3 separate regions of the Homo sapiens genome follow, and regions 1 and 2 are each linked to region 3. The links are chromatin loops, found by intact Hi-C in ENCODE. Cell type or tissue: A673. All regions are shown on one strand. Each heading gives the region's core, and the rest is flanking DNA. Links, peaks and the distances in the headings are about the cores only. Region 1 overlaps LCP1 (lymphocyte cytosolic protein 1). Region 2 overlaps ZC3H13 (zinc finger CCCH-type containing 13). Region 3 has its middle 7.1 kb from the start of ERICH6B.

Region 1 (10,749 bases), core at 3,523-8,522, 540 kb before region 3:
CTTTAGTTGTCATAGTCTAATGCTAAAGCTTACAATATTAATGTTATTCTAGATGATGTGTTCTTTTGGATTACTGATTGTTCTTGAGATGTTTGGAAGTTGTATAATTTCCCCTCTGGAAATGTACTGAAATTTATTGAGGCAGAGCTAGGAACTTGAGTCCTGAGTGTCCGGTTTGACTTTAACTACTGAATCAAGTTGCAGGAAAAGTGGGGCACATTCAAAAGAGTCCCTTGGCAAGGTGATACCAGGTCACAGATGCCTCCCTGATCCTGGCAGGTTATATGATTCAGCATCAGTATATTGAATCAAAATACTGACTAGCCCAGCACTACCATCTTTCAGAAATGATTCCACCCCTTGAGCATCTCTCTCTAGACAGGTCACCTTTTCTAGCCTTTCTGCTTTTAATTATCAGTTATGAAACTCCCCAGAGAAAATTCCATTTACATTTTTACATTTACTTTAGAGGATGTTTTTTCTTCTGTAAATTCTGCAGCACTGTGTTCAAGAGTAAACTCCCACAAATTGTTTCTATATTCAGACTTTAGAGAACTTAAGTTCAGGTACTTTTATGATAACTCATCCTCAGAAATTCCCTTCGCTACTGACTTGGGAAATACCAGCACCCTTTAAGCAGAAACTCAAAACTCACTGATTTAAGAAATGAACAGGCTTTGTGGCTTTTGCAGTTTGAGGTGGGGCTTTTTTTTTCTTAAGGTTTTAAAAATAATATAATTTTTTAAAATGAACAACCAATGCTTTTTTTTTGGCCAACGTCTTGAGATTCTACAACTATTGATTTAATAAATTTAAGTGCTCTCACATGCACTCACACAAAAAACTAGCAGCCCAGACGTGACCTTGATGAATGAGTTGTCTTTTTATAATAGATTTTTGATTTGGGCAGTAATTCAGAAGGGGATTTCCCAGATTGACCACGGATTTGCAGAAGACCTGAAAATGGTTTGTGGCAGGGCATATTTAGATGATGTAGTCATTAAAAAGGGCCACACTCAATGCAGGAGCAGTCGGGCAGAGCTGAAGAAACCACTCACTTATACCTTGGAAGATACATGCTTTCTTTAGCCCCTCCTTTTAAGCTCCAGATGCCTCAGCATGCCCATTACTGCAGCAGTATCTGTATAGTTTGCTGCCTATATGGTGCCAGTAATTTGCAAACTAAAGCCATCACCAACTAATCTTACTTATATTACTTATTAATCTTATAATATTATCATAACCCATATTTTCAAATATGCGTGAATTAAAATGGGTGCATTTTTGTTTTTTTTTTGTTTTTGAAATGGGGTCTCGCTCTGTCACCCAGGTTGGAGTGCAGTGGCATGATCTCAGTTCACTGCAACCTCCGCTTCCTGGGTTCAAGTGATCCTCCCACCTCAGCCTCCCGAGTAGCTGGGATCACAGGCATGCACCACCACACCTAGATAATTTTTGTATTTTTGGTAGAGATGGGGTTTCACCATGTTGCCCAGGCTGGTCTCGAACACCTAAGCTCAAAGCAATCCGTGCACCTCGGCCTCCCAACATGTTGGGATCACAGGCATGAGCCACTGCACCTGGCTCAATGTCTTTCTTAAAAATGATCTGGTCTGCCTGTTTTTACACTAATTATGTCCTCTTCCTGCTGCTTTGCTTTGTGAAATTACTGCCCTTTGCACATTCAGTTTAATTACTTAAAGGTCTCTGCTCAGTTATGGACCTTAGGGGCCCTTTTAATGGTAACTCCATCCTTTTCCTGCTCTGCTCATCAGCACCTGCATTTACAAGCTCCAGCCTGGCATTGCCTTGAGAATTTGTACATGGATAAAACATTTCTTCTCATTAGAACTTCAGTTTCCTTATTTATAAAATGAGGACATTGTAATAAATTATTTATGAGGTTCCTTCTGTCTCCAAAAGTTAGGTTGTGTTTCCAGGATATGCTGCTCATGCTGATGGTAAAAGGGACTCTCTCCAGATATCTATTCATGTTTCTGCCCAACAACAACAAACAGTATCACAGCAATGTCAGTTGCTGATTATCCCTTCTCCACTTTACCTTTTAAACTAAGTTAATCCACTTCTCTTTTGCATTTGCTGTTAAATCACTGAAGCATTTTGGATTTTTTAAATTTAAAGGTGTTCTTGCTGTTTGACTTCTCTGAGTTTATCCTCTCCACTCATAAATCTCGTAGAAAAATATTGTTACAGATGCTCAAGGCTTTTCATCTTGACCTACCTGCTGTGGTTTAAAAATAATATGATTTTAAAATACATGTACTTTCTATGTCTTTTAAATGAATGGGCCACTGCAATTTTTATGGTAAAAAAAATTTCCCATTATACCATGATCTTTAGATATTTTTTAGATTTTCTTTTTTTACCCAACACTGTAATTGTTTTGTTTCTTCATTGGCCCTACTTGTGACACTTAGAATGTAGTCTTGTTCTCTGCTTCTACTTATATTTATCGCTAGCTGCTGATAGCGCTCTAAAATCTAACATTCTTGTGTCAAGGGATAAGGCCAGGTTTAGAGTCAGAGATCTTGTTTGTCCTCCTTACCTTTGACATTGTTCCATGCTTTCAGGATAACTAACTGGGTCAATATAGACGTGCTTACCTAAAATGAAGAATAGCACCTGGCTTATAGTAGGCATTCATAAAATATTTGTTAAATGAATGAATGTATCTTATAATCCCATAAACACCTATGAACCAAGAGGTCTTAAGACATTTAAAAACATGAAGGGCTGGACAGCCGGAGAGCTGGAGAGCCTTCTATTCATGCATATGTGGATATGGTAGAGGGTATAGAAGAGACCTAAGCCAAGTTAGTCACAAGGATTTAGCAAAGTATATTAATACAAAGTTCTATACTAATTCCTTAAAACAGAAGCCTTGATTTCTGAGCACAGGAAAGCAAAAGCTTTCTACTAGAATGACTGGACAAGCTCACTATATTGTAGTTTTAAAAATCTCCCATGGGGCTATCCATAGTCCATATACTTAATAACTCATTGTTTTTTTTTTTTTTTTTTTAATTGATCATTCTTGGGTGTTTCTCGCAGAGGGGGATTTGGCAGGGTCACAGGACAATAGTGGAGGGAAGGTCAGCAGATAAACAAGTGAACAAAGGTGTCTGGTTTTCCTAGGCAGAGGACCCTGCGGCCTTCCGCAGTGTTTGTGTCCCTGGGTACTTGAGATTAGGGAGTGGTGATGACTCTTAACGAGCATGCTGCCTTCAAGCATCTGTTTAACAAAGCACATCTGGCACCGCCCTTAATCCATTTAACCCTGAGTGGACACAGCACATGTTTCAGAGAGCACGGGGTTGGGGGTAAGGTTATAGATTAACAGCATCCCAAGGCAGAAGAATTTTTCTTAATACAGAACAAAATGGAGCCTCCTATGTCTACTTCTTTCTACACAGACACAGCAACAATCTGATTTCTCTATCTTTTCCCCACATTTCCCCCTTTTCTGTTCCACAAAACCGCCATTGTCATCCTGGCCCGTTCTCAATGAGCTGTTGGGTACACCTCCCAGACGGGGTGGCGGCCGGGCAGAGGGGCTCCTCACTTCTCAGAAGGGGCGGCAGGGCAGAGGCGCCCCCCACCTCCCTCCCGGACGGGGCGGCTGGCCGGGCGGGGGCTGCCCCCCACCTCCCTCCCCGACGGGGCGGCTGCCGGCTGGAGACGCTCCTCACTTCCCAGACGGGGTGGCTGCCAGGCGGAGGGGCGCCTCACTTTTCAGACAGGGCGGCTGCCGGGCGGAGGGGCTCCTCACTTCTCAGACGGGGCAGCCGTGCAGAGACGCTCCTCACCTCCCAGACGGGGTCGCGGCCGGGCAGAGGCGCTCCTCACATCCCAGACGGGGCGGCGGGGCAGAGGCGCTCCCCACATCTCAGACGATGGGCGGCCAGGCAGAGACGCTCCTCACTTCCCGGAAGGGGTGGCGGCTGGGCAGAGGCTGCAATCTCGGCACTTTGGGAGGCCAAGGCAGGCGGCTGGGAGGTGGAGGTTGTAGCTAGCCGAGATCACGCCACTGCACTCCAGCCTGGGCAACATTGAGCACTGAGTGAACGAGACTCCGCCTGCAATCCCAGCACCTCCGGAGGCCGAGGCTGGCAGATCACTCACGGTTAGGAGCTGGAGACCAGCCCGGCCAACACAGCGAAACCCCGTCTCCACCAAAAAAATACGAAAACGAGTCAGGCCTGGAGGCGCGCGCCTGCAATCGCAGGCACTTGGCAGGCTGAGGCAGGAGAATCAGGCAGGGAGGTTGCAGTGAGCCCATACGGCAGCAGTACAGTCCAGCTTCTGCTCGGCATCAGAGGGAGAACGTGGAAAGAGAGGGAGAGGGAGACCGTGGGTTGAGGGAGACGGGAGAGGGAGGGGGAGGGGGAGGGAGGGGGAGGGGGAGGGAGAGGGAGAACTCATTGTTTAGTGAATAAATGGATGGATGGGATGTGTGTCTAACAGGAACATGAAGGCAGAGAACCCGAGTAGACAGCCTGGGAGAGGAGAAAAGACTTGGGGATTGGAGTTTTGGCTGCTTCTCCACCCAGCTGAGTGATTTGAGATCTGTATCTTAACTTCTCTGAGATACTGTTTTCTGATCTATACAATGAGAATATACATACCTATGCCATCAGCCTATATTGAAGGACATTGTAAGAAACACAAAACCTGTGTTTACCCCATCCCACAAATGGCCTCTTCTTAAAGCCTGTGTGAAGATTTTGCTGTCAGACATCAGATCTGCTGCCCTAAGAAAATTGGTTTGTCTCATAGATAGTGAATTGTATAACCGATGATACTTTCCTTTTTGCCTTAGCTTCTAGAGAACTTGGAGATAGATTTTCAGCCTACTTGTAGCAAAACATGCGGGGTCTTAGGCATGTATTTTAAGTATTAGAGTTCCTCCCGACCATCATCTTATTTCAGTTACGCTTTCTTTCTTATCAATTACATCATTTAGTTGGTTTAACTCTTGGGTTTGGATATATCTTTGTAACTTAGCTCAAATTATTTTTGGAAAAAGGCATTCTGAAAAAGAAAGAGAGGAAGGAAGGAAGGTAGGAAACAAGGAAGGAAGAAGGAAAGAAAAAAGGACGAGAGGGAGGGAGAGAGAGAGATGACAAGAAAGCCAGATAGCCAGTGCCTGTCTCTTAGGGTTATTGTGATGTGTTAGTGAGATTGTATTTTTAATACAATTAACCCCTCGACAGTTTCTGTCATCCTTTAAAAGATCCAATGTACCAATACTTTCTTAGATATGTAAGACAATAATAAAATAAAATTTTTATTGATATCAAAAATATATTTTTAATGAATACATTTAAATTTAAATGAAGACATATATAATTCTATGATTTTCAAATCATGCTCCCTGGAGTTCCCACAGATGAAGGTGACAAGGAGATAAGATAGCAGGGGCAGGGGTACATTTGGGTTTTTTCAACCAAAGACTCTCAGAGTTGTTATTTTTATTTGTTTGCTTACATGTAAGGTTTACATGTAAGGTTTCTGTCAACAAAGGGTTGCTTGGTGGAACAAAAGTTTGAAACCACTGATATATGTATGTGGCAGGATGGTAATTTGTTGGATAATGGATATGGATTTGCAAAATTGAGTGTAATGCATTTTTGGCCTACAGGTTTTGATGTTAATTAAGACTGTTTTCTGTTTGGTGTGGTTGTTGGTGGCCATCAAGAACAAATACAGCACTATAGAATAATATGAAAATATAAAAAAGAAATCTACTGAAAACAACATCCTGTCACAAATTTTTTTTTAAATCGATAACTTCCCTGAACTATCCAAAATATAACTATGCTTAGAAACACCCCAACCCCCACACTCCCACTCCACTTATCCCCTCTGCACCAGTAAGTTCAACAAACTTCAGTGGGTCTCCGATTTGAAACATGCTGGTGTGGATTAGCTAGGGGCATGGAGATTATCATCCATTTTCTGTTTTATTTTCTTCTCACCCACTAGAGGGCAGCAGTGATGCACAGGAAAAGGGAAATTACTCAAGCACTGTTTCTCAGCAAGACTGTCGCTTTTCTGAGAAGAAAACACCTAGAAAGCGCCTCAGATTCCCATAGCTGAATTATGAGAGGGTCAGCTTCCCTTTGTTCATCCCTAAATAATATGGAGAATTTTGATTAACTTCCTTTGAAGTTATAAACTGTATCTGTTGGCTTGGTCAAATACTAATTTTAAATATGAACACGAAGATACCTCTTAAAAAAGACATTTATGTAAAAGTGAAGTGTTTTAGTTGCTTATTGCTGGGTAACTACTCTAAAACGTAGTGACTTAAGACATCACTCGTTTTGTCTTCTCTGTTCTTTTGGTTGACTGAGCACAGCTGGGCGATTCTTCTGCTTAATGTGATGTTGGCTGGGAATGTGGTCATCTAGGAGCTCAAATGGGCCAGAAAGCCCAAAATGGCCCTCTCAGGTTGCTGGCATTGATGCTGGCTGTCAGATGGGATCTCAGCAGGTTTGTTAACCAGTGCACCCAGTTCTCCTTCATTGGCTTCTTTATTTATGTGGCTTAAATGTCTCATGTCATGGAAATTGGGTACCAAGAGGGAGCATCCTAAGAATGAGCATTCCAAAAAGAAGGAAGCAGAAGTTTCCAGCCCCAGACATCATTTCTACCACCCTCTAATGGTCAAAGCAGTTAAAAAACCAGCCCAGATTCTAGGGGAGGGAAATAAGCTCTACCTCTTGATGTGAGGAGCAGTCTGTATAGACCGAGAGGGAAGAAATTGTTGAGAGCCATCTTTGGAGACCACCACATGGAGGATTGAGAAAAAGCGTATTTCTGACTTACATTTTGGAAAGATAGTTCTAAATCATGGGGGATGCAGAAGAATATTTCTTCATGTAATAAATGGGAATTGCTTCTTAATGTGGTATTTTAAGAATTCAAATGCACAAAAGTTATCCCTTATGTTCTTCTTCTCTCCAGATCTGTTACCTAAAGCAATAAAAAATGGCCAGAGGATCAGTGTCCGATGAGGAAATGATGGAGCTCAGAGAAGCTTTTGCCAAAGTTGGTGAGTAGACCTGGTACCCCAAATTGCATCATTCTCTTCTTCACTGAGTAGCTTCAGGGTAGATTCAATGAAATGGGAACATGAGCAAAATTTCAGAGATGACAAGAAACCAGTAGTATTTGTTTAGAGGAGCTGGGAGAACTTATTTTTGAAAAATATGCTTCAATAAAATGACTTTCTCTATCAAAACATGGAATATGGACTCTACTCTTACATAGTTTGTTCCTGGAAATGGTTTGTAAGTCTCATCTTTTATATCTTGTCTTCTGTTTTGCTGTTTCCTTGATTTTAATACCATCACATACTTTCTCTTACTCTTTATCACTAAACCTGTGGTTTCCTTAAGAGTTTCTATAAGAGTTCTTTGTGGAAACAGAGGTACCTTATAGAAATTATGACTCTTTTACTGTGGATGTTGAAAGTAATGCTGGTGCCCCTATTCAGTAGCAACAGTCATCTTGTGAGATTCTGACTCTTCCCTGGGATCATGCCTTAATGTCTGAATGATAGCCTCTCTCGTCCCTTCACCTTCCATCTAGTCTTCCCTCACCTCTCTAAAAGCTGTTGCCTGAATCGTCCTGAAGCTTCAGTATATTGTGTACATTACAGATACTGATGGCAATGGATACATCAGCTTCAATGAGTTGAATGACTTGTTCAAGGCTGCTTGCTTGCCTTTGCCTGGGTATAGAGTACGAGAAATTACAGAAAACCTGATGGCTACAGGTGATCTGGACCAAGATGGAAGGATCAGCTTTGATGAGTTTATCAAGGTGAGTACCATGCAGAATACAAGGAGACACATTTGAAACTTGGAACTTGAATTCTGTTTTAAAAAATATCCAGAAAGACATTCCTTACCTCCTTGCTTCGACATTACATATTCTTTCCTTTGTGATTTTCTTGATCACTGCTTGAGTTTCTAAAGATACATTATATTTTTGCAGATTTTCCATGGCCTAAAAAGCACAGATGTTGCCAAGACCTTTAGAAAAGCAATCAATAAGAAGGAAGGGATTTGTGCAATCGGTGGTACTTCAGAGCAGTCTAGCGTTGGCACCCAACACTCCTATTCAGGTAGGCTCAACTCCTGGGTTGGAGCAGGATTTCAGGATTACAGATTCTAAACTTGGTATTCAAACCTAAGGGATGTAAACAAAGACAGAAGCAAACACAGCTTTATGGATGACTCCCAATTTTCCTGTGACTAAGTGGGTCAGTTCTGGGTACATAATATAGGAGCAGTCCTAGCTCTGGGTAGGGTCCAATACAAAATGATTTGATCAGCATTTAAACAATCATTAAAGGCTGCCCAGATTCCTTTCTAAATCTTATGGACAAAATTAGCTACTCAAGCTTCTATCTTTAAACTTCATGATAATTTTTAACACCTGCTAAGTGATCAAAAAATTATGTTTTCATTGATTTGGAATAAATTTGTAAATTTATTCCGAAGGCTGCCATCCAACAGCCATAATGGAAACTTCCAACAGGCCAAACAGTATAGTTGTTGCAACATTTCCAAAACTGAATTATTCAAAACGTTAGTTGATCTTAAAGATAAACTCATGAGGCCGGGCACAGTGGCTCACGCGTGTAATCCCAGCACTTTGGGAGGCCAAGGCGGGTGGATCACCTGAGGTCAGGAGTTAAAGACTAGCCTGGGCAACATGGTGAAACCCCGTTCTACTGGGTGCAGTGGCGCATGCCTGTAATCTCATCGACTCGGGAAGCTGAGACAGGAGAATCGCTTGAGCCCAGGAGGCAGAGGTTGCAGTGAGCCGAGATTGCACCATTGCACTCCAGCCTGGCGACAGAACAAGACTCTGTCTCAAAAAAAAAAAAAAAAAAAAAAAAGATAAGTCATGATTAAATACCATCTATAGTTGCTAAGACAACGTTTGGCCTTTTGTTTTTAAATACAGGAATTTTCAGAACCTTTGCTGGGTCAAATGTGCAATGTGAATCTTTAAGGCGGAGATACATTCACTACACAGTATTTCCCAAACTTTTATGACTCAGGATTTCTCTGAGGGACACTACTGTTTTCAAAAACTGTCAGTTTGGGAAACATAGTGCTAGGCTGTGAAGACATAACTTGAGTTTTTATTAAAACATCTAAAAATCACCTTCTGGCAGCTTTACTGTTAGGAAAAAAAGATTATATCCAAATGATTTTATTTTATAGCAATTTAATTATAATTGTATCAAGAAACTCAGAGGTACAATAAGGATTGTCCACAGTGATCCAACATTTAAACCAGCAGAGCTAAAAGCGGAATCCTGAGTTTTGTCCTGTAAGCATTATACCACATTTGTATTTATATGTGTATATATATATGTATACATGCACATATAAATAAAATATTTTTATTATTTATGTATTTATATATAGAAAATAAACATATGTATATATTTGCTTCTAAATGTAAATATATATCTGGATTATGCGTATATATAGGAACAGAGAGATAGTTTTGGCCGGGCGCGGTGGCTCACACCTGCAATCCCAGCACTTTGGGAGGCTGAGGTGGGCAGATCACGAGGTCAGGAAATCGAGACCATCCTGGCTAACACGATGAAACCCCGTCTCTACTAAAAATACAAAAAATTAGCTGGGTGTTGTGGCGGGCGCCTGTAGTCCCAGCTACGGGGGAGGCTGAGGCAGGAGAATGGCGTGAACCAGGAGGCAGAGCTTGCAGTGAGCCGAGATCGCGCCACTGCACTCCAGCCTGGGTGACACTGTGAGACTCCATCTCAAAAAAAAAAAAAAGAAAAGAAAAGAAACAGAGAGATAGTTTTTAAATCTGTTTGCTCTATGTTTTATGACTTGGAGTACACAGACTCAATGCCTATTTCCCAAGTGATCTGAGATTTTTAAATCTTAATAAATATGAGATGATAAGATAATGGACTGAATAAACTCACATCTCTCTGCTGGGAATGAGAATTTAAGATCCACATGCATAATTTTGTTTATAATAGAGTTTCACTTTGCAAATGAGTCACTTTAATCATTTACTTGCAGAGGAAGAAAAGTATGCCTTTGTCAACTGGATAAACAAAGCCCTGGAAAATGATCCTGATTGTCGGCATGTCATCCCAATGAACCCAAACACGAATGATCTCTTTAATGCTGTTGGAGATGGCATTGTCCTTTGGTAAATAATACTTCTTTCTTGGTTTCCAAAGAATTGCCCATTTTCTAGACCATCAACAATTAATCGTTATTTATCGTAGGCCAACTTTGTTTGGTGCTCAGCTGCACCTAGAAGGCTTTTCTGGACTTTCACTTGGCCAGGTCCAGGACAGCAAACTAAATTCAAAAACAATTTATAATGAGAAATGTAAAATTGCTATTGCTTGAGTGGAGAGGAGGGATAAACATTATAGAGATAAACATGGAAGATATAGTTATACCAAGTCAAAAGCATTAGATGTCTAATCAATGTATTAGATAATTAAGTGGGGGAAACTTATAAAATACTGATTAAATAATGACTATAGAAGGACATTAAAAAGTTTATCTGATGACAAGTTTAAAGTATAAAGTTGGATCAGGCATCAAGCGGAAATGTAGACATTATGTAAGCTCAGAAGTACATAGATAGTCTCTTCTATAATGAGGACAATTTTCCTGGTTATATATTTTTGGAATATATGCTGCTTGG
Region 2 (10,749 bases), core at 3,249-8,248, 390 kb before region 3:
CTTTTAAAAGAATAAATTGAATGTTCATTTTATTTTCCTGTTTCAAATTCCCTAATTTCCCATTGCCTTCAGGAGCAAGTACAAATTCTAACTACGCCTATAAAACTTTTGATTATCTGGTTACTCTTTGTATTTCCAGGCCCCACTCCGAAGTCTGTGGTTTTTATTTGGTTCCTTAAACTTCTTGTATTTGTTCATCATGTGTTCTTAAGGACCAATGAAGTAACATAAAAAGTAAAAGTATCATTGCAGTAGAATGTGTGAAAATATTTTGGTAATCTTGGAGGTTAGTACATCCTCCTTAAATAGGGCATAAAACCCAGAAGCCACAAACATTTGATTACATAAAACTAGGAGTTTCTGTGTAACTAAATGCAGAAGTTAAAAACAGATGAAATGGTAAAAGAAAATACTTGACATGTGTAACGTGTAAGCATTAGTAAAGATACTATATAGACATATAATGAGTTTCTACAAATACATAAGAAAAAGACGGCCTAGTTAAAAAATGAGTAAAAATATATATGTATCAGATAGGTAACTCACAGGAGAAATAGAACTGGCCAATAAATGCTCAATCTTACTGCAGGGAAATACTGATGAAAATAAAGAGATATGATTACTCACCCATTCGTTTGGCAGAAATGAAGAACATTAATGTTTTCAAGTGGGGGTTTACATTGGTAAAGGAGTTTTGGAGTACAGTTTGGTGTTATTAGAAATAGAAATTATACTTATTTTCAGTCTAGCAATGTAGTCTGAGAAATAATGTCATAGAAAAATACTTGCACTTGAACCAAAGTATATATCAAAATGTTCATATAAGTCTTGTTTTTAACAGCAAAATACTGGAAACAGTTCATCTGTCTTTAAGAAGGAAACTCTTTTAAGTAAGCTACGATAAAGTATGATCATATTAATGAAATGCTTTGCAGACGTTAAAATGAAGATAGTTGAACTCTATGACTTGGAAAGATCTTGTTTATAGGGCAGTGTTGAATGTTAAAGGGAAAAATGTAAAACATTATTTTCATGCATATGACACTAAACTGTTAGCAGTGTTATCACTGGAGTAAGGATGGCTGTAGGAGGAATATAAGGGAAATTTCATATTTTACTCTGTGTATTCAGAATTATTTAAGACTTTAGCAATGAGAATGTATCATAAAGGCAAAGTACAAAATATAGAATGGAATTCAAAAACAAGTGTCTGAAATCAGTTAATGAATTTAGAAAACGTCTCAGACAGCTTGAGGTTAAAAACTGATACACATAAATGATACTAACTCATTGGAAAAAGGTTAAATATAATTAGCATGATGTAACAAGGCAATTCACAAGTATTTATAGTTTTTAATCCTTATACATAAACCTTTTATATATCTATGATTATTTTTATACAATAAATTACTGGAAGTTGCTGATCAACACAGAGAGGGGAACATCACACACCAGGGCCTGTTGTGGGGATGGGGGGTGAGGGGAGGGAGAGCATTAGGACAAGTACTTAATGCATGCAGGGCTTAAAACCTAGATGACAGGTTGATAGGTACATCAACCTGTACCTATAGGTACAAACCACCATGGCACATGTATACCTATGTTACAAACCTGCACATTCAGCACATGTATCCCAGAACTTAAAGTAAAATAAATAAATTTTAAAAAAAGTTGCTGTATTAAAATTAAAGTTATGTATTGATGTTCTTAAGGCTTTTACCCATATTGACAAATAATTTTACAAGATAGATGTACTAGTTTGCATTGCTACTGCCAGAGAATGAGTATGTCCTTTATTTGTACCTTTACCAACAATTAATATTATAATTAGAAAAAATGGCTCCTGAATACATGAAAAAATATGTGTATACTTTCTTCATTTCTTTCTCTTTGTGAATTGCCTTGTAATGTCCTTTACCTGTTCTGTTAATTAGTAAGAATTCTTTATATAGAAAGAATCTTAACCTTTTCTTATGTGTTGCATATATTTTTCTGTTGTATATTCTTAAAAATATCTACCTTGTTAAATATACCTTTCTAATTATACTTGATATTTTTCTGATGACTTAACAATCATTTATGTGAATCAATTTTTATAAGGCAAAATTGTAGTGATAACCTGAAGCTACATGAGAGACATTTTCTAAATTTATTAACTGGCTTCAGACTCTTGTTTTTGAATTCCATCCTGTATTTTGTACTTCCTGTTTTTTCTTTTGTTGTCAAAATACTGTCAGTTGCAATGTGCCTATCTTGTAGTCCATCTCTTACAGGTTAGGAAAATATCTGAGTTTTTATTATATGCGTAAAATAAGCACCTTCAGAATAAAGACCTGAGAGCTTTTCTTCTGAGCAAACTATATTAGTTATATTTACTACATTGACTAGACTTTTTATTTATTTTGTTTTTTTTTTTTTGAGACGAAGTCTTGCTCTGTTGTCAGGCTGGAGTGCAGTGGCACGATGTCAGCTTACTGCAACCTCCGTCTCCCGGGTTCAAGCAATTCTCCTGCCTCTGACTCCTGAGTAGCTGGGACTCTAGGCACGCGCCACCTCGCCCAGCTAATTTTTGTATTTTTAGTAGAGACGGGGTTTCACCGTGTTGGCCAGGATGGTCTCGATTTCTTGACCTGATGATCCGCCCTCCTCGGCCTCCCAAAGTGCTGAGCTTACAGGCGTGAGCCACTGCGCCTGGCTGACTTACACATATATTTTAACTGCTCAGGCCTCTCCCCCTTGGTTGGATAGTTGAAAATTGAGAACTGAAAGCCAGCTTCTTCTTTCTTTTATGTGTTCTGTATTGGTGATATTTCCAGTTGCGAATTTTTAGATTGGCAGTGCCTTACTGATAATACAGTACCGTCAGAAACACTGTTAATCATTCTTCTCAATTAACTACTCTTTCCGTTGTTTTACCTGGGTATTTGGTTATGGAATTTTATTGAATTTAGGAACATAATCAAACCAGAACATTGACTCCTATTATTCACTGATGTAAAGTATCTCAATAGAGTACAAAATAATAACTGGAGATAGCTAGTATTCACTTAATTAAATTCAGTGTCTTCATTTTATCTAGTGAAAACTACTTGCCCTTAATTAAATATTTAGTAATTGCTTTCTGACTGAAAAACATGCTTTAGCCTATTTCATATATTTACTGAGAAATTGTCATTGTACTCCAACATAAGATGAGTAATCAAGCTTAGTCACACAGGTAGTGAATATATATAGTTACCCTCTCAGTCCCCAAGCATGAATGGATAGTTGTCATTCTAATGCATTTGAGCAATATATAACAGTGATGTTCATTTTCTTGGGTTTTAAGCAGTCAAGTAGGACTTCTTATGTTTGTTGTTTTTTTAGTTCTTCATTTTATTTCTTTTCCCAAGGTTAAGATATGATCTAAAGTGCTAGAAGTATATCTTGAGAAGGCACCTCAGTTTGTGGTCAGTCAAGTCCATCGTGGTCAATGAAATTCCCACCTCTAGGCTCCTGGGCATTTATGGCAAATGAGCGTGATGGGTTTGGGTGCTAGTGCCAGCAACTTCTATGTATTTTAATGAAATAGATCTACACACCACTCTTGATTTTTTAACCAATCTTCATAGCTTTTCATCAGAAAATATAAATGGAAATAGAAATATGGCATCAGATCCGTTGAGACGGACAGTTGTGATCTAAGGAAATAGTACAAATCACTTGTAAAGAAAATGTCATAAATCCTTTAAAAATTAGTTTATGTACACATTAGTACTAAAATTACTTTAGTTTTAGATATTAATCATTTGTCTCACAAATTTTAAAACTGAAAAGCCTATGGAAGCAATGTTGCACACGTAATATAACCTCACTTTGTATGATGTATTTTAGTAGCGTATCTTTAGGAAAATCAAGGAGATAATGAGTCGCATCGTATACAGCATGAAATATTGAAGGCTTTGGTATCTTTAAGGCTTAGAAATTCAGCTGAGTGCATTTTGTCTTTTAAAATTCCATCTCCTAACAAAAAACCCAACTTCCAAACAACCCAAAATTGTTTCCAGAAAACCCAGAAACTTCCAAAATATTTGGCTTTTCATGAAGAAATCAACCATGGTGATTTTAATCCTTTATAGAAATGGTATCTATTTCTTTTATCTTTTAGAAGTATGTGATCCTGATGAAAGACTCTGCTATTTAGATTTGTGTAAGAAATTAGTTGAAAAAAGTCTGTATGATTTTTGGCATAGATAATTATGCTAGTTTCTAACAGTAATGCAATTTTATTTTAAAGATTCTGACAATGGAGATATTAATTATGATTATGTTCATGAATTGTCATTGGAAATGAAGCGTCAGAAGATACAGAGGGAATTAATGAAGCTGGAACAAGAAAACATGGAGAAGAGAGAAGAAATTATCATTAAAAAGGAGGTATGCTATTTATTGCAATAAATATGTTAGTACTTAATAGCAGCATTTGTATTGATCAGATAACTCAGCTTCTTGCTACATCTTAAATTATATTAGTATACTGATATATTGATCAACCCACTGTATATGTACTACTCCATATATATTCATTTAATTTTCACATTATTCTATTAGATAAGTAGCAAATATTTATGTTATTGAATAGGTGAGCAAAGCTAAGAGTTTGTTGCCTAGAGTCACCAGCTAATGTAACATGGGGTTTGAATCTGCCTATGTCTGTTTCAGGCCCATGCTATTTCTAGAATGCCTTGTTTCTTTTCTAAAAAGTGAAGATACAGTTAATTTAAATATAATTTATGATTTTTCTGAGGAGATTTTGAAATTTTATGATTTTAATTTACTTTATTGAAACTGGTATATGTTAGGACAGTTATATTGCTTAAAATCATGGATTCAGGAGTCAGACTAATATCAACAGATAGTGGTTATTATAATTTTATTATTTTTATTTTTATTTCAAACTTTTTTTGTAGGGATGAGATCTTTCTCTATTACCCAGGCTGGAGTGCAGTGGCACTCACTGCAGCCTTGAACTCCTGGGCTCAAGGGATCCTCCCATCTCAGCCTCCCTAATAGCTGAGACCATAGGCACCTTCCATGCCTGGCTTTTTTTTTTTTGTATAAGAGATAGGGTTTTTTTTATGTTATCCAGGCTGATCTCAAACTCCTCACCTCAAGCAATCCTTTCACCTCAGCCTCTCGAGAAACTGGGATTACAGGTGTGAACCACTGCACCCGGCAATAATATTTAATTTTAATCTGAAGTTTGGTGTGATTCTAAAATACTGTAAGTCTTGTTGTACCATAAGTGGAGGAATTTCTGAATTGACTTACTGAATTTTTTTAAAGGTTTCACCAGAAGTGGTTAGATCAAAATTGTCCCCGTCACCTTCTCTAAGAAAGTCTAGCAAATCTCCGAAGCGAAAATCAAGCCCGAAGTCGTCTTCAGCTAGCAAGAAAGATAGGAAGACATCTGCAGTATCTTCTCCCCTGTTGGACCAGCAGAGGTCAGTAGGGTGATAAATAGTATCGAGAAAATAGCTTTTTCTGAAGTGATACTAAAAAGAATTAGTAGGTTATAAAAGGGTACTTTTAGTACATTTTATATTTAATGTAAGCTTTTTTGTTCTAAAAAGAAATTTGAAATGTTTCAATTAAAAAGACAATTATAGAGAACAATAAAACAAACATCTGTGTAACATCCACATATGCTTCAGAGCTTTTTATTTTTTAAGAAATAAAAATACAAGATACATTTCCTGTTCCTCTCTTAAATCTGGTGTTTATGATACTTGTGCATGTGTTTATACTTTAACTAATATGTGTTCTGCAATGTATAGTATTGCTTTCATCTATTGTAATAGGGATATATCATAACCTTCTGCACATTGCTTTTTCACTCAACATTTTTTATGTTTATATTGATACATATAACCTTAGTTCATTCATCTTAGTATTTATATTATAAATTTGTCTGCTTTTCTGTGGAACATTTATGTTGTTTCCGATTTTTAAACTGCTACAAATTATACACAAAAAATTTTTGTCTTTCAGTATATATTATCAAGAGATTGAATTCTTTATAACTTAGAATTACTGTAGAAGCCAGTTGAAGAAGTAAAAATAGAAATGATTATATTCAGGGACTAAGAATAAGGAGAAGATACATTTTCATTTAAGGTCACTCTGAACTATTTATATTTTATTTTAATTAAAGTCCATACCCTAATTTTATCTTAAAAAAAATGAACTAAAAATATCTTCTACCTAAGATTTAATCAGTTAACAAGCCCTGTCTATTTGAACCTGTAATGAAACTCATATTTATCTCCCTCCTTCTAGTTCCTAGAAACTAACCCTATTTCAGACTCTACTTAACTTTTTGCCTAGATTATTATATCACTAACTATATTGACTTTATGTAGTTTCTACCCACCACCCACACAGGTGAACATTTTCATTCAGCTACCTCAACCCATTTATTTTGTAGATGCTGTCAGAGAAATCTTAAAAGGACAATTCCAATTAATTTATTATACCATTGAAAAACTCAGTGGTTTTTCATTCTGTAGAATGAAATTCAGATTCCTTAGAATGACATTTACACTTTGGTCTTTTCTTTCTTGTCAGTAGTTTTTGTCCAGCTTCCTCCTATCTACCCCCTTCTATCTCAATTCTTCAATCTCTAGCTCAAATTTTAAGTTTTCCCATTTCTCTTTATGGAACATAAGTTCTGTTCCCTTTAGGTACCTATCAGATTTTGCTTATACCTCCATGTTGATAATAATTGCCTGTTGCATTATATTTCAGCTGTGACTTATGTTTTATAACCTTTATTAAATTTAAGCTCCTTGAAGATTGGGATCTTGGTTATTCATAGTTCTGTCTTCTCATAGTGCCTACTTGACATAGAACTTTGCATTGTAATAAGGCACTTAGTAAAGTTGAGTTGATCCTCTCCCTCATATTGCCTACTTGGCATAGAACTTTGCATTTTAATAAGGCGCTCAGTAAAGTTGAGTTGATCCTATCCTTTGTTCATGCAATTGAGTAAATATTGCAAAGGTATATTGAAGAAGTTGAATGAACAGAGAGTGATACGCTCCACTTCACTTGCTCTTATCCTCTTGGCTAACCAGCTATGTAACTTTCCCTCAATTCTATTCATTTCCCCAATAAACTGCATACTAGAAATACCCTTTCTTCCTTGTCTTATCTGTTCTGTTTATAGAATATTTGAAACTTAATCTTTTCATAGAAAGTTTTGATAACTATTTAGACAAAGGGTTAGTTTCATCTTTTACATACAATCTCTTTTGCTTCTTTATTAGTAACACATCCTATTATAAATATTTGTCATGAATAATCATTCACACTGGTTTAATTACTGTATTTCTTATATTCTACTATGTTGTTGACTTTACGATGCACCGTTAATTTAATAATAAAAGCAAAAGGACCTGGAAAAACAGTATATTAAAAATACAAAGAAAACATTTAATTGAGTATAGCATTTCTTTTCTTTTTTTTTTTTTGGAGTATAACATTTATGCAGTTTACATTTCCTAGAGTGTGTCAAGTAATCATCTTTTAATTTTATTGCTGGATCATACTATCAACTCAGAACATACTAAGCACATGTAAGGATTAGAATTTCAGTTAAAACTCAGTGGAGTATTTTAACCAGTGTCAGCCAACTGAGGTGTGATAATCAGGTAAACAAATTTCTTGGTGGTCTTACTAGGTTATCATATTGAATGGAAAGATATAATTACTGACAAATTAAAACTTACACTTTTCCCTGAAAGCTGGCATTTTTCTTTGTTTGACATTTATTTTGAGATATAGTCTGATAGTAAGATTTGTCCTGATATATGAGATATGGTATAATCTAAAATCATAAATATATTACCTATTCTGTCCATCTGCACTTTTAATCTTAGTTTTTATTAGGTGAATTTTTCTTTATAGCTCTTTGTACAGAGAATATTAAGTATGTCAAAAGCTAATCTAAAACAATAGTTTTGAAGAGAGAGAGAAAAGATTAAAAACTGATAAAAGTAAACAGGTGGGCTCTTTGCCACAAGTCTGAAGTAGGCTCTGTGCCACTGAAACAACAATTAGTTGACTTTTTAAATGTTGAAGATCTTGGTGATTTCAGAATACACAAAACCAGTTTTGGCCTCTTCAGTTGGAAAGCACTGTAACGTAATTGTGTTTTCTAACCACATATAATTTTGATGGTAATGTGAAGAAATGCTGTACTTTAGTAAGTATATTAGAATAGTCCAGATTGTGATTATAGCCAAGTCCCAAAATGTCGGTGGTTTAACACAACAGAAGGTTATTTCTCACGTAAAGTCAAAATGAGTGTTTCTGATTGACAGATGGCTGTCCTATATATGGAGATTGAGTAACCCAGGCTCCTTCTGACCATGATTCCACTTTCTTGGGTTTTCAAGGAAACCAAAGAACGGGATGTACAAAGAAAAACGGAAATTGAGTATTGCAGTTATTTAGCTCTATAGTTTACAATTGCCTGGCATATGAGAGCCCTTTGAAATTTGGGCCTGGAGGTGGTATACATCATTTCCACTCACGTTCCTTTGGCCAGGTCTTGGTCACTTGGCCATGCTTAATTTCAAGAAAGTGTAGATAGTATGGTTTACCACTGTGCTCAGAAGAAAAGTTTGGTAAACCCCCTGCTAGTCTCTGTCACAGGTGATAATGTAAAAATAGTTTGTGTCAAGAATTCCTTTGTTGTTTAATCATGAAATTTTAAAAGATAATTTTGATACAGATGCTAATTATTGATCCGTTTTTATCTTTAAAGTAGAAAAGTATCCAGAAATACAGATATTTATCACATATCTGTTAGGGTGCATAAGAAGATTGAGTCATCTCATGAATATGCAATGAGATATGTGGCTAATATAGTTGTTGGCAGAAGACAAGGATGAAAACTAGATTTAGTCGTCATATTTTAGTAATTTCCTACTTGTTTACATGGTTAACGCTATGAGTGATAATAAGACATAGGGATGAGGACTAAGAGAGCTACATTTTCTCAATGCTATGAGTCAAGTGCTTTTAAAATATTGCCAGCAATTTTGAGGTAGATACTATCTCATATATATATATGGCTAAGAACTCTTGGGACTTGAGAATTCTGAGAATTCAGCATGATAGGAAATAAGTTCTAGGATTTTAGGCTTAGGTCTTCATTTATAAATATCAGTAGATAGTGAGATTAGTAGATAGTGAAAACTCACCAGATGTATGAAAAGGGTTACTTGCAAACCTAGTACCAGACTGAACACTCTGAGCAGATGGCTTACACAGAAACGTTAATACAGTAAACAGGAACAAACTTAAATTATAAATTCATTTATAAGTTTAGTGCAATTTGTGAGGATATTGTATTTAGAAGACAAAAGCAGTTGATTATGGGAAAAAAACTGTGAACAACTATATTTTTATTTTATTTTATTTTATTTTATATTTTTGCAGGAGACTGGAGTTTTATTAATCAATCTCCCTGAGCATTTGGGGATCAGAGTTTTAGAGGACAACTTGGTGGCGGGGCAGCAGGGAGACTGGGGGAAGCCAGTAAGCCAGGAGTGCTGACTGGTCAAGTCAGAGATGAAATCCGAGGGAGTCGAAGCTGTCTTCTTGTGCTGAGTCAGTTCCTTGGTGGGGGCTACAAGATCAGATGAGCCAGTTTATCGATCTGGTTGGTGCCAGGTTGAACAACTTTTTTTTTTTTTTTTGGGACAGAGTCCCACTCTGTCACCCAGGCTGGTGTGCAGTCAGCTCACTGCAACATCTGCCTCCTGGGTTCAAGCGGTTCTTCTGCCTCAGCCTCCTGAGTAGCTGGGATTACAGGCGTGCGCCACCACACCTGGCTAATTTTTGTATTTTTAGTAGAGGCGGGGTTTCACCATGTTGGTCATGCTGGTCTCGAACTCCTGACCGCCTCACGATCCGCCCACCTTGGCCTTTCAAAGTGCTGGGATTACAGGTATGAGCCACGTCGCCCAGCCTGAACAACAATATTTTAAAAGAGAAAAGAGTTCAAATGGAAAATCATAGAATAGGACAGATGCAGTGGTCTGAGGTGGACAGATCACTTGAGCCCAAGAGTTTGAGACCAGCCTGGATAACGTGATAAAACCCTGTCTCTACAAAAATATGAAATTTAGCCAGTTGTGGTGGTATGCACCTATACTCCTAGCTACTCAGAGGGCTGAGGCATGGGGATCACTGGAGCCCTGGGGGTCGAGGCTGCAGTGAGCCATGATTGTGCCACTGCACTCCAGCCTGGGCAACAGAGCGAGACACTGTCTCCAAAAAAAAGAAGAAATCAAAAAATAGCAGAACAACGAGATTGCCAAATTTAGAATTAGCAAAATGAGTACTACTTTAAAAATTACTGAATATAAAGACAGATTTAAGATCCTGGAAAAGCAGGAAAAATGGAAATGACAGAGACATCTAACATGGAGGAGAGATCCAAGAGATACAGTAACTGTGTAATAAAGAGAACTGCAGAGACTTGGGTCATAAGGAAAAGTTTTGAAATGAAAATAGAAGAAATTGAGTAAAAAGTTTGAAGTTTCAGATTGAAACAGTCCATTTAGTGCTGGAAAAGATTTTTTGAAAATACCTGGATTTAGTGAAAATCTTTTTCCAGTGAGTAATTTTCAAGGGATAATGTTCATAAGCATGCCAACAGAAAAACCAGCTTACCTGAATAGTAAAAAATTTGATTTT
Region 3 (10,749 bases), core at 2,397-7,396:
TCTAGGCAGGATATAACACAAGAAGGAAAAAAAAACTTCTATATGAGCCACCACGTACAGCAGAATTAGATCTGCTGTACAACCAAAGAGAGAGATCCACATGGTGTTTGATTTCTTTCTCTTTGTTTTTCTTTTTAACTATTCAGGGATTATTTTTTTCTTATGACACTCTCAAATGTGGTTAAGGGCTCTGTACAGTAAAGCCAAGATAGCAATGTGCTGATCTGTTTGTTCTTCTTATATTTCTGGGCCTGTAGATAATCCCTAGCCTCGGTTACCCTGGGGTACAACTTCTTATGGCTGGATGAGGCAAAGAGCTTGAAGACACATAAGGGAACTATTCATCCTGGAGGGTGTTCTTTCATTCTTCAATTACAGAAGGACCAAAGGAAGCACTGCCCTGGGGGAGGAAACACTGACTATCAATATATGAAAAGACAGGATTTTCAAAAACTAGTTTGCCCCTGTTGTTCTTTAGAAAAAAGTTATCTGAGTTTCTATTGTCAGAGCCATTCATTCTTAAAATGAGAAGATGGAAATCCAAATGAGACTAAGAATTGAGAAGCCTTACCACTAAGCAGGACATGATGCACAGAACCTAGTACGAGTAAGACCCTGATAAGGGTTAAAGCAAGCCCCCTGTCCCATCCCCGTGCCTGGGCTCTAAAAGAAGATAAAGGTAGTACCCTGCTTTGTAAAGAAAAAAGGTGCCCCTGGCAACTTTAGAGTATTCTACCAAACTGTAATATCTGGACCAATGTTAAAATGGATTTTCCCCAAGTCTGTTTGCAGTCATTGGAACAATATGAGGTAAAGAGAAGCCATCAGCTTGGTTTTGTGAAAAATAAATTGCTATCAGCCTAACCTCATTTGGCTCCACAGTGTAACAGGCAGATGCTAGAAAGCAATAGATGTTATCTCTGGAAACTTCAGTTAGGCTCTGGGGTCTCTTATTACTACCAGCAACCTAAGGAATTGGCCTTTGAATGAGTCATTTCGAGGCCAGTGGCTGAAGAGGAGAGAAAGCCTGGCTTTGGAAATGAAGGAGCAACAGAAGGCAGGAAGAGAAGTGAGGTCAGCTCACTTCCCCCTTGATTCAGGGGTAGGCAAACACCAGACCTAGCTCAAAGTGCACCCAGGAACTCAGGGTGGGAGTGCTGCCTGTGGAAATCAGCAGAATTTCTCTGAGCTCCAGGGAGTAACTCTATTTGGTATCCTTCTGTTTGTCCCCTTTGATTCTATTGCTTTTCACTGCTTCCTCTTTACCAGGTTTTAAAAATGCTCTGCCAAAGTCAATGCTGAGAAAAGAAACAACAACAAAAGTTAATCTGCTTTTGAAACTCTTTTCTAATGTAGAGGAACATATCTCTATTCAGTGCTGGTGGCACCTCACGGTGGCTTTTGTTTCGTCCTGGCAATGAAAACCGTTTTACTTAGTCTTACTTTTCTGAACTTCAGCCTAACTAATGAATGTTTTAAAAATTCTATTCTGAGTTGTAAATGAGTCTTGAGTAAGGTTTGGTAATAAGAAAGGTTAAATAAACTCTTGACTAAGATTAAAAAGTGAGAATACATTTGTACTGTTATTGGTAAACCATAACCTTTGTTAAAGGTTATTAAACTCCTATTGGAAACCTTTGGAACTGCTAAAACGTTATTAAACTCCTATTGGAAACTTTTGCCATTTGTCCTAGTTTGACAGATGTTTGCCTAGTTATCACATTCCCACTGGGAATGGTCCCAGTTCATGCCTATTGTCTGAGCAAAATTATTCATATCTTCACTGCCATAAGGGTCCCAGGCTGGATGACAAATCTTATACTCACCCCAGCCGTAAATCACAAGGAAAGCTTCTTTCCCATCGACCTCCCCTCCCCTAATAACCTTCTACTCCTTTCTAGCCCATTGCTTTTTTTTAGTTATATCATAGATCATTAATAACGTATTATTTATATATATAAATATATATATATCTCCCACTTATATCCAGAAGAAATTAAAATGGCTTGCAATGCATTCACTTGACAAATATTTATAGGAAACCTAAAAGGTCCATGAATACTACCTGAGGATATACCTATGCACGAAGCTGTTCAAATGAAAGTTAAAAGGAAAGGGAGGGTAATAAAAACCACAGAGAGCTGGGTGCAGTGGCATGTACTTGTAGTCCCAGCTACTTGGGAGGTTGAGGCTGGAGGATCACTTGAGCCCAGCAGTTCAGGGCTGTGGTGCACTATGATCACACCTGTGAATAGCCACCACACTCCAGCGTGGATGACACAGTGAAACTCCATCGCCAAAGAAAAACCCATCCACCATATAAAGGAAGAAGATGACTAAGCTAGAGACCATGGACAAAACCATAATTCTAATTCCTCCTATATTTGACTTTGAGCTTCCTAGTAGTAAAACCAAAAATAAATTACAAAATGTATCACATCAATTATATTTCCTGAGGACATGCAGCTTTAACATGAAATATCTTTTTTCTCCTGACACTAAATTCCATGAGAATTTAATTATACATTCGATAAATATGTATTGAGAACCTACTATGTCTCAGGCACTGTTCTAAGTAGGTTTTGGAATACAGAAGTGAACAAAACAGAACAGATAAAAATCCCTACCTCCAGGGAGCTCACGTTCCAGTCGGACAAGACAGACAATAAATAGAATACATCATGGGTCAGAGAGTGTAAGTGCTGTAGAAAAAAAGTAAAGCTGGATGGGAGAAAAGAGAGAGCTCAGAGAGGGGCTGCAGTTTTCATACAGCCTCCTATATACAGTTTCAATACATGGGGTTTAGGAAACCCCCCATTGAGAAGGTGACATTTGAGGAGAGTCGCAGAGGGGAAGAGGCAGCAGTTGTGTGGATATCTAGGGAAGAGTCTTCCAGACAGAAGGAAAAGCAAGTGCCCAGGCCCAGAGATGGGGGCACAGGAGACCAGTGTGGCTTGGCAACATGAATCAGGAACAGATGATGAGGACATCAAGTCAGGGGTGGGGCAGGGAAGGACGGGAAGTGGAGACCTTGGGGATTTTCCTCCCAAGAAGATGGAAAGTCACGGGAAGATTTTGAGTGGAGAAGTGTTAGCACCAGACGCATTTTAAAGGATGGTTCTGGCTGCTATGTTGAGCATGGATGTAGGGGAACAAAGGGCAGAAGCAGAGGGGTCAGTTAGGAAACTTGTGACAGGTCCCAGTCCAGAGAAGGTAATGAGAAACCATTCGATTCTGGACTGTGCTCGAGGCAACAGGGCTTGATAATAGGTTGCACGTGCGGAGAGAGAGAAAGAGGACTCGAGATGGTTGTGGGTTGCTTGGTCTGAGCAGTGGAGCTGCTGTTTACTGAATAACAAAGACTGAAGGAGAAGCAGATCATTGGGGGAAGATCAGGAGTTCAGTTTGGGCCCCATTAGATGTGATATGCCTACAGGACATCCAAGTAGAAATGTCAAGTCGAGCAGGTGGTTAGATATAAATCTGGGGTTCTTGTGAATCCTTACACTAAAAACATGGAATTGTAAGGTGGATGGCTTTAACAGATCTTTTTGCCGAAAGTATAGAAACATTTGTTTTAAGACCATTTTTATATTAGCCTGCAATAAAAATCAAGGGCATACTCTTCAATCATAGCTAAGTAAAGGCATTTCTGGAAGCAGCCAAGCTAGTATAGTAAATGTCCTGAAAGATGTTGCCTTCGGGAATCTAACTTGGAACAAGCGTAGAGCTTACTGAACCTGAAGGAATGGGCAGTTCACATGGACCTCAGGCCTGTCTCTTGCAATTGTGATTTCAAATTTGCCTTTGGCAAGGATGAACTCTTTGTATGCGTTCTCTGGGGTAGATGGTCAAATAGCAGGACCAACTTTTTTTTTATGAAAGCAAAAGAGTCTGATAAATTCTCACCCAGATCAAAGTCCATCTCACCCTTACTTGAAGGCAGGTCACTGGGATACCTGAAAGACCTATCAGAATTTTTCTTTAAAAGGAGCCATGAATTTACTCAGATGTCAGGCAAACCCAAAGCTGAGACCCTAGAATGATCAGCTGGTGTTTAGCAACAATTTGGAATTATTCAAATTAAGATTTGGTGTTTCCCTGGCGAAAGGATGGATCTCAAAAGGTAGCTTACACAGACAGATAAAAGGTAATTCTTTCCCCAGCCAAATAATAAAAGAATCTATAGTTCCTCCAGGCCACATCAGTCTAGAGAAAGAAAAATGTGCAACTGTCGGAAATGTAGCATAATATCAGCAACATAAATGGGGACACTTACATCACTGTTCAGTTTCACCTTGAGAGCATAAAAATCACAACTTTTTAAAATTTTTTGAAAACAGAAATTTAGTCTGTTTTGCTTAGCTTGTATCTATAACACCTCCTAGAACAATGCTACCACAAAGTAGGTGTTCAATAAAATATCGACATAGTAATCAATCTATCAACAAAAAAAAAATTTAAAAACAAAACTTAAGAGCACCATCTTGTGGAAGACCTTATCATGACAACAACCAAGACTCCAGTCACCAGCGAGTGGACATGGAAGTGTCTGTGTGACAGGGATTTAGGTCCAATGGACTGTTGGAAGTGATGGGCTAGGAAAGTTGTCCTGAAGCTGTGTTTGCACAACAAATACACTTTTTAGATTCAGGTGAGGTCGATAAAGATTATAGGGGGCTATAGAAGTTTCCCCAAGCCAGCCCTTGGCATTGCCCCGAGTATAATTGAGAGGTGTAGCTTTCAAAAGTAGTCTTTGACAAGTTTCTCATCCCCATCACCAGCAAAGCTTGTTGTCATAACCCAGCCTCAAATTCTTCCTTTGTGCTCAAGAGATCCTTGGGGTGTGGTCTAAAGAGTTCTTTGGACACTTCATAGGACCTCTGTCTTCCTGTTCCTCCTACATTCCTCCCCATACCCTCTGATACTGGTATGGACTTGGCCTCTCTTCTGTTTTCTCCAACTTTCTCCACATCAGGAGGAGGAGGGGGAAAGTCAGAGATCATCATCTGGTCACCTTCCACTTGCTTAGCTCCTATGGGATCACCAAGCAGAGCAGCCTTGGGTTCTCTGTGTCCCACATCTCTTCCACTGAACTTCCCTTTTTTGGAAGCATTCCCACCCCCCTCCCAAGATCCTGGCACAGGTCACCAAGAAACAATGTTTAAAAACCCACTAACATATACCTGGTAGGTGCAGGGTACTCATGATTCTTCAGGTTTTGTGAACACCTGGAGCTTATACAATTTGATGGACCCTCTTCAAGAAAAATAATATAAAATCATAAGTATGAATTTAGTTGCAAAAGTGAATATTTATTTAGAATGGGAAAAGAAACTGCAGGGATTCCCAAGCAAGTAGGCCAAATAGGAACAGCTCTGGTCTGCAGCTCCCATCAAGACCAACGCAGAAGGTGGGTGATTTCTGCATTTCCAACTGAGATACCTGGTTCATCTCATTGGTTATACAGTGGATGCAGCCCACGGAGGGCAAGCCGAAGCAGGGTGTGGCATCACCTCAACTGGGAAGCACAAGGGGTCAGGGAACTCCCTCCCCTAGCCAAGGGAAGCCCTGAGGGACTGTGCCGTGAGGAACAGTGCATTCTGGCCCAGATACTATGCTTTTCCCACGGTCTTCACAATCCACAGATCAGAAAATTCCCTCAGGTGCCTACACCACCAGGACCCTGGGTTTCAAGCACAAAACTGGGCTGCCGTTTGGAAAGACACCAAGCTAGCTGCAGGAGGTTTTTTTCATAACCCAGTGGCACCTGGAATGCCAGCAAGAGAGAACCATTCACTGCCCTGGAAAGGGGGCTGAAGCCAGGGAGCCAAGTGGTCTAGCTCAGAGGATCCCACCCCCATGGAGCTCAGCAAGCTAAGATCCATTGGCTTGAAATCCTCGCTGCCAGCACAGCAGTCTGAAGTCAACCTGGGATGCTGGAGCTTGGTCGGGGGAGGGGCATCCACTATTACTGAGGCTTGAGTAGGCAGGTTTTCCCCTCAGAATGTAAACAAAGCCACCTTGAAGTTCAGACTGGGAGGAGCCCACCACAGCACCACAAAGCTGCTGTAGCCAAACTTCCTCTCTAGATTCCTCCTCTCTGGGCAGGGCATCTCTGAAAGAAAGGCGGCAGCCCCAGTCAGGGGCTTATAGACAAAACTCTTGTCTTCCTGGGAGAGAGCACCTGGAGGAAGGGGCGGCTGTGGGCGCAGCTGCAGCAAACTTAAACGTTCCTGCCTGCCGGCTCTGAAAAGAGCAGCGGATCTTGCAGCACAGCACTCGAGCTCTGCAAAGGGACAGACTCCCTCCTCAAGTGGGTCCCTGACCCCCATGCCTCCTGACAGGGAGACACCTCCCAGCAGAGGTTGACAGACACCTCACACAGGAGAGCTCCAGCTGCCATCTGGCAGGTGCCTCTCTGGGACGAAGCTTCCAGAGATAGGAGCAAGCAGCAACCTTTGCTGTTCTGCAGCCTCCACTGATAATACCCAGACAAACAGAGCCCAGACTGGACCTCCAGCAAACTCCAGCAGACCTGCAGAGGAGGGGCCTGACTGTTAGAAGCAAAACTAACAAACAGAAAGCAATAGCATCAACATCAACAAAAAGGACATCCACACAAAAACTCAATCCGAAAGTCACCAACAGAGAAGACCAAAGGTAGATAAATCCACAAAGATGAGGAAAAACCAGGGCAAAAATGCTGAAAATTCCAGAAATTAGAATGCTTCTTCTCATCCAAGTTGTGATCCAAGAATCACAACTCCTTGCCAGCCAGGGAACAAAACTGGACAGAGAATGAGTTTGACAAATTGACAGAGGTAGGCTTCAGAAGGTAGGTAATAACAAACTCCTCCGAGCTAAAGAAGCATGTTCTAACCCAATGCAAGGAAGCTAAGAACCTTGATAAAAGTTAGAGGAATTGCTAACTAGAATAACCAGTTTAAAGAAGAACATAAATGATCTGATGGAGCTGAAAAACATACCATGAGAACTTCGTGAAGCATACACAAGTATCAACAGGCAAATCAATCAAGCAGAAGAAATTATATCAGAGATTGAAGATCAACTTAATGAAATAAAGCATGAAGACAAGTTTAGAGAAAAAAGAATGAAAAGGAACAAACAAAGCTTCCAAGAAATATGGGATTATGTGAAAAGTCCAAACCTACGTTTGATTGGTGTCCCTGAAAACGATGGGGAGATTGGAACCAAGTTGGAAAACACACCTTAGGATATTATCTAGGAGAACTTCCCCAACCTAGAAAGACAAGCCAACATTCAAATTCAGGAAACCACAAAGATACTCCTCGAGAAGAGCAACCCCAAGACACCTAATCATCAGATTCACCAAAGTTGAAATGAAGGAAAAAATGTTAAGGACAGCCAGAGAGAAAGGTCAGGTTACCTACAAAGGGAAGCCCATCAGACTAACAGCTGATCTCTCTGCAGAAACCCTACAAGCCAGAAGAGAGTGGGGGCCAATATTCAACATTCTTAAAGAAAATAATTTTCAACCCAGAATTTCATATCCAGCCAAACTAAGCTTCATAAGTGAAGGAAAAATAAGATCCTTCACAGACAAGCAAATGCTGAGGGATTTTGTCACCACCAAGCCTCCCTCACAAGAGCCCCTGAAGGAAGCACTAAATATGGAAAACAAAAACTGGTACCAGCCACTGCACAAACATACCAAAATGTAAAGACTATCAACACTATGAAGAAAATGCATCAAAAAATGGGCAAAATAACCAGCTAGCATCACAATGACAGGATCAGATTCACACATAACAATATTAACCTTAAATGTAAATGGGCTAAATCCTCCAATTTAAAGGCCCAGACTGGCAAATCGGATGAAGAGTCAAGACCCATTGGTGTGCTGTATTCAGGAGACCCATCTCACATTCAAAGAACACACATAGGCTCAAAATAAAGCGATGGAGGAAGATTTACCAAGCAAATGGACAGCAAAAAAAAAAAAAAAAAAAAACAAGGGTTGCAGTCCTAGTCTGTGATAAAACAGATTTTAAACCAACAAAGATCAAAAAAGACAAAGAAGGGCATTCATTACATAATGGTAAAGGGATCAATGCAACAAGAAGAGCTAACTATCTTAAATATATATGCACCAAATACAGGAGCACCCAGATTCACAAAGCAAGTTCTTAGAGACCTACAAAGAGACTTAGACTCCCACACAATAATAGTGGGAGACATTAACACACAACTGTCAATATTAGATCAACCAGACAGAAAATTAACAGAGACATTTAGGACTTAAACTCAGGTCTGGACCAAGCAGACCTAATAGACATCTACAGAACTCTCCACTCCAAATCAACAGAATATGCATTCCTCTCAGCACTACATAGCATTTACTCTAAAATCAACCACATAATTGGAAGCAAAACACTCTGCAGCAAATGCAAAAGAACGGAAATCATAACAAACAGTCTCTCAGACCACAGTGCAATCAAACTAGAACTGAGGATGAAGAAACTCACTCAAAACCGCACAACTGCATGGAAAGTGAACAACCTGCTCCTGAATAACTACTGGATAAATGACAAAATAAGGGCAAAAATAAATAAGTTCTTTGAAACCAATGAGAACAAAGACACAACATACCAAAATCTCTGGGACATAGCTAAAGCAGTGTTTTGAGATAAAATTTAGAGCACTAAATGCCCACAGGAGAAAGCAGGAAAGATCTAACATCGACACCCTAACATCAAAATTAAAAGAATTAGAGAAGCAAGAGCAAACAAATACAAAAGCTAGCAGAAGACAAGAAATAACTAAGATCAGAGCAGAACTGAAGGAGATAGAGATACGAAAAACCCTTCAAAAAAAATCAGTGAATCCAGGAGCTGATTTTTTGAAAAGATTAACAAAATAGATAGACCACTATCCAGACCAGTAAAGAAGAAAAGAAAGAAGAATCAAACGGACACAATAAATGGGAGATCACCACTGATCCCACAGAAATACAAACTACCATCAGAGAATACTATAAACACCTCTACACAAATAAACTAGAAAATCTAGAAGAAATGGATAAATTCCTGGACACATACACCCTCCCAAGACTAAATCAGGAAGAAGTCGAACGCTGGAATAGACCAACAACAGGTTCTGAAATTGAGGCAGTAATTAATAGCCTACCAACCAGAAAAAGCCCAGGACCACATGGATTCACAGCCGAATTCTACCAAAGGTACAAAGATGAGCTGGTACCATTCCTTCTGAAACTATTCCAAACAATAGAAAAGAAAAGCCTCCTCCCTAACACATTTTATGAGGCCAGCATCATCCTGATACCAAAACCTGCCAGAGATACAACAAAAAAAGACAATTTCAGCCCAATATCCCTGATGAACATCAATGTGAAAATCCTCAATAAAATACTGGCAAACCGAATCCAGCAGCACATTAAAAAGCTTATCTACTACAATCAAGTCAGCTTCATCCCTCGGATGCAAGGCTGGTTCAACCTATGCAAGTCAATAAACGTAATCCATCACATAAACAGAACCAATGAAAAAAAACAAATGATTATCTCAATAGATGCAGAAAAGGCCTTCGATAAAATTCAACACCCTTGATGCTAAAAACAATAAACTAGGTATTGATGGAACGTATCTCAAAATAATAAGAGCTATTTGTGACAAATCCACAGCCAATATCATACTGAATGGGCAAAAGCTGGAAGCATTCCCTTTCAAAACCAGCACAAGACAAGTATGCCCTCTCTCACCACTTCTATTCAACATAGTATTGGAAGTTCTGGCCAGGGAAATCAGGCAAGAGAAAGAAATAAAGGGTATTCAAATAGGAAGAGAGGAAGTCAAATTGTCTCTGTTTGCAGATAACACGATTGTAGATCTAGAAAACCCCATTGCCTCAGCCCCAAACTCCTTAATCTCATAGGCAACTTCACCAAAGTCTTAGGATACAAAATCAACGTGCAAAAATCACAAACATTCCTATACACCAATAACAGACAAACAGAGAGCCAAATCATGAGAGAACTCTCACTCACAATTGCTATGGAGAGAATAAAATACCTAGGAATACAACTTACAAGGGATGTGAAGGACCCCTTCATGGAGAACTACAAACCACTACTCAAAGAAATAAGAGAGGACACAAACAAATGGAGAAACATTCCATGCTCATGGATAGGCAGAACAAATATCATGAAAATGGCCATATTGCCCAAAGTAATTTATAGAGTCAATGCTATTCCCATCAAGCTACCATTGATTTTCTTCACAGAATTAGAAAAAAGCTACTTTAAATTTCATATAACCAAAAAAGAGCCCGTATAGCCAAGACAATCCTAAGCAAAAAGAACAAAGCTGGAGGCATCATGCTACCTGACTTCAAATTATACTACAAGGCTACACTAACCAAAAAGCATGGCACTGGTACCAAAGCAGAGATATAGACCAATGCAACAGAACAGAGGCCTCAGAAATAACACCACGTATCTACAACCATCTGATCTCTGACAAACCTGACAAAAACAAGCAATGAGGAAAGGATTCCCTATTTAATAAATGGTTTTGGGAAAACTAGCTAGCCATATGCAGAAAACTGAAACTGGACTCCTTCCTTACACCTTATACAAAATTGACTCAAGATGGATTAAAGATTTAAAGTAAGACCTAAACCATAAAAACCCTAGAAGAAAACCTAGGCAATACCATTCAGGACATAGGCATAGGCAAAGACTCCATG

What was found. A loop is a pair of places that touch in the nucleus more often than their neighbours do. Peaks named below come from ENCODE experiments on the same cell type or tissue, not always from the same donor. Only the 100,000 strongest peaks of a DNase experiment are listed, where the experiment ranks them.
Region 1: a loop joins it to region 3, with 2.6 times the contacts of the local background. A loop is called at or near these places in 8 of 110 quality-filtered maps.
Region 2: it touches region 3 in a loop (3-fold over the local background); 5 of 110 quality-filtered maps call a loop at or near these places.

What each region holds. Positions count from the first base shown.
Region 1 is chr13:46,155,928-46,166,676 of GRCh38, reverse strand. It overlaps LCP1 (lymphocyte cytosolic protein 1), which reads left to right. Exons shown (of 16, transcript NM_002298.5): 2 at 6,991-7,078; 3 at 7,688-7,851; 4 at 8,026-8,155; 5 at 10,107-10,239. The coding sequence starts at 7,015. Among named protein-coding and RNA genes, the nearest start is that of LCP1, 21 kb to the left of the region's middle. In A673, for the core only: CTCF peaks have their summits at 5,809 and 6,009 (motif pointing right); a DNase peak (open chromatin) is centred at 6,016; H3K27ac peaks cover 1,428 bases.
Region 2 is chr13:46,005,082-46,015,830 of GRCh38, reverse strand. It overlaps ZC3H13 (zinc finger CCCH-type containing 13), which reads left to right. Exons shown (of 19, transcript NM_001330564.2): 6 at 4,277-4,416; 7 at 5,326-5,483. Among named protein-coding and RNA genes, the nearest start is that of ZC3H13, 42 kb to the left of the region's middle. In A673, for the core only: a CTCF peak has its summit at 5,472 (motif pointing right); a DNase peak (open chromatin) is centred at 5,470; H3K27ac peaks cover 3,478 bases.
Region 3 is chr13:45,617,436-45,628,184 of GRCh38, reverse strand. No RefSeq gene overlaps it. Among named protein-coding and RNA genes, the nearest start is that of ERICH6B, 7.1 kb to the right of the region's middle. In A673, for the core only: CTCF peaks have their summits at 4,295 and 4,499 (motif pointing left); a DNase peak (open chromatin) is centred at 4,484; H3K27ac peaks cover 364 bases.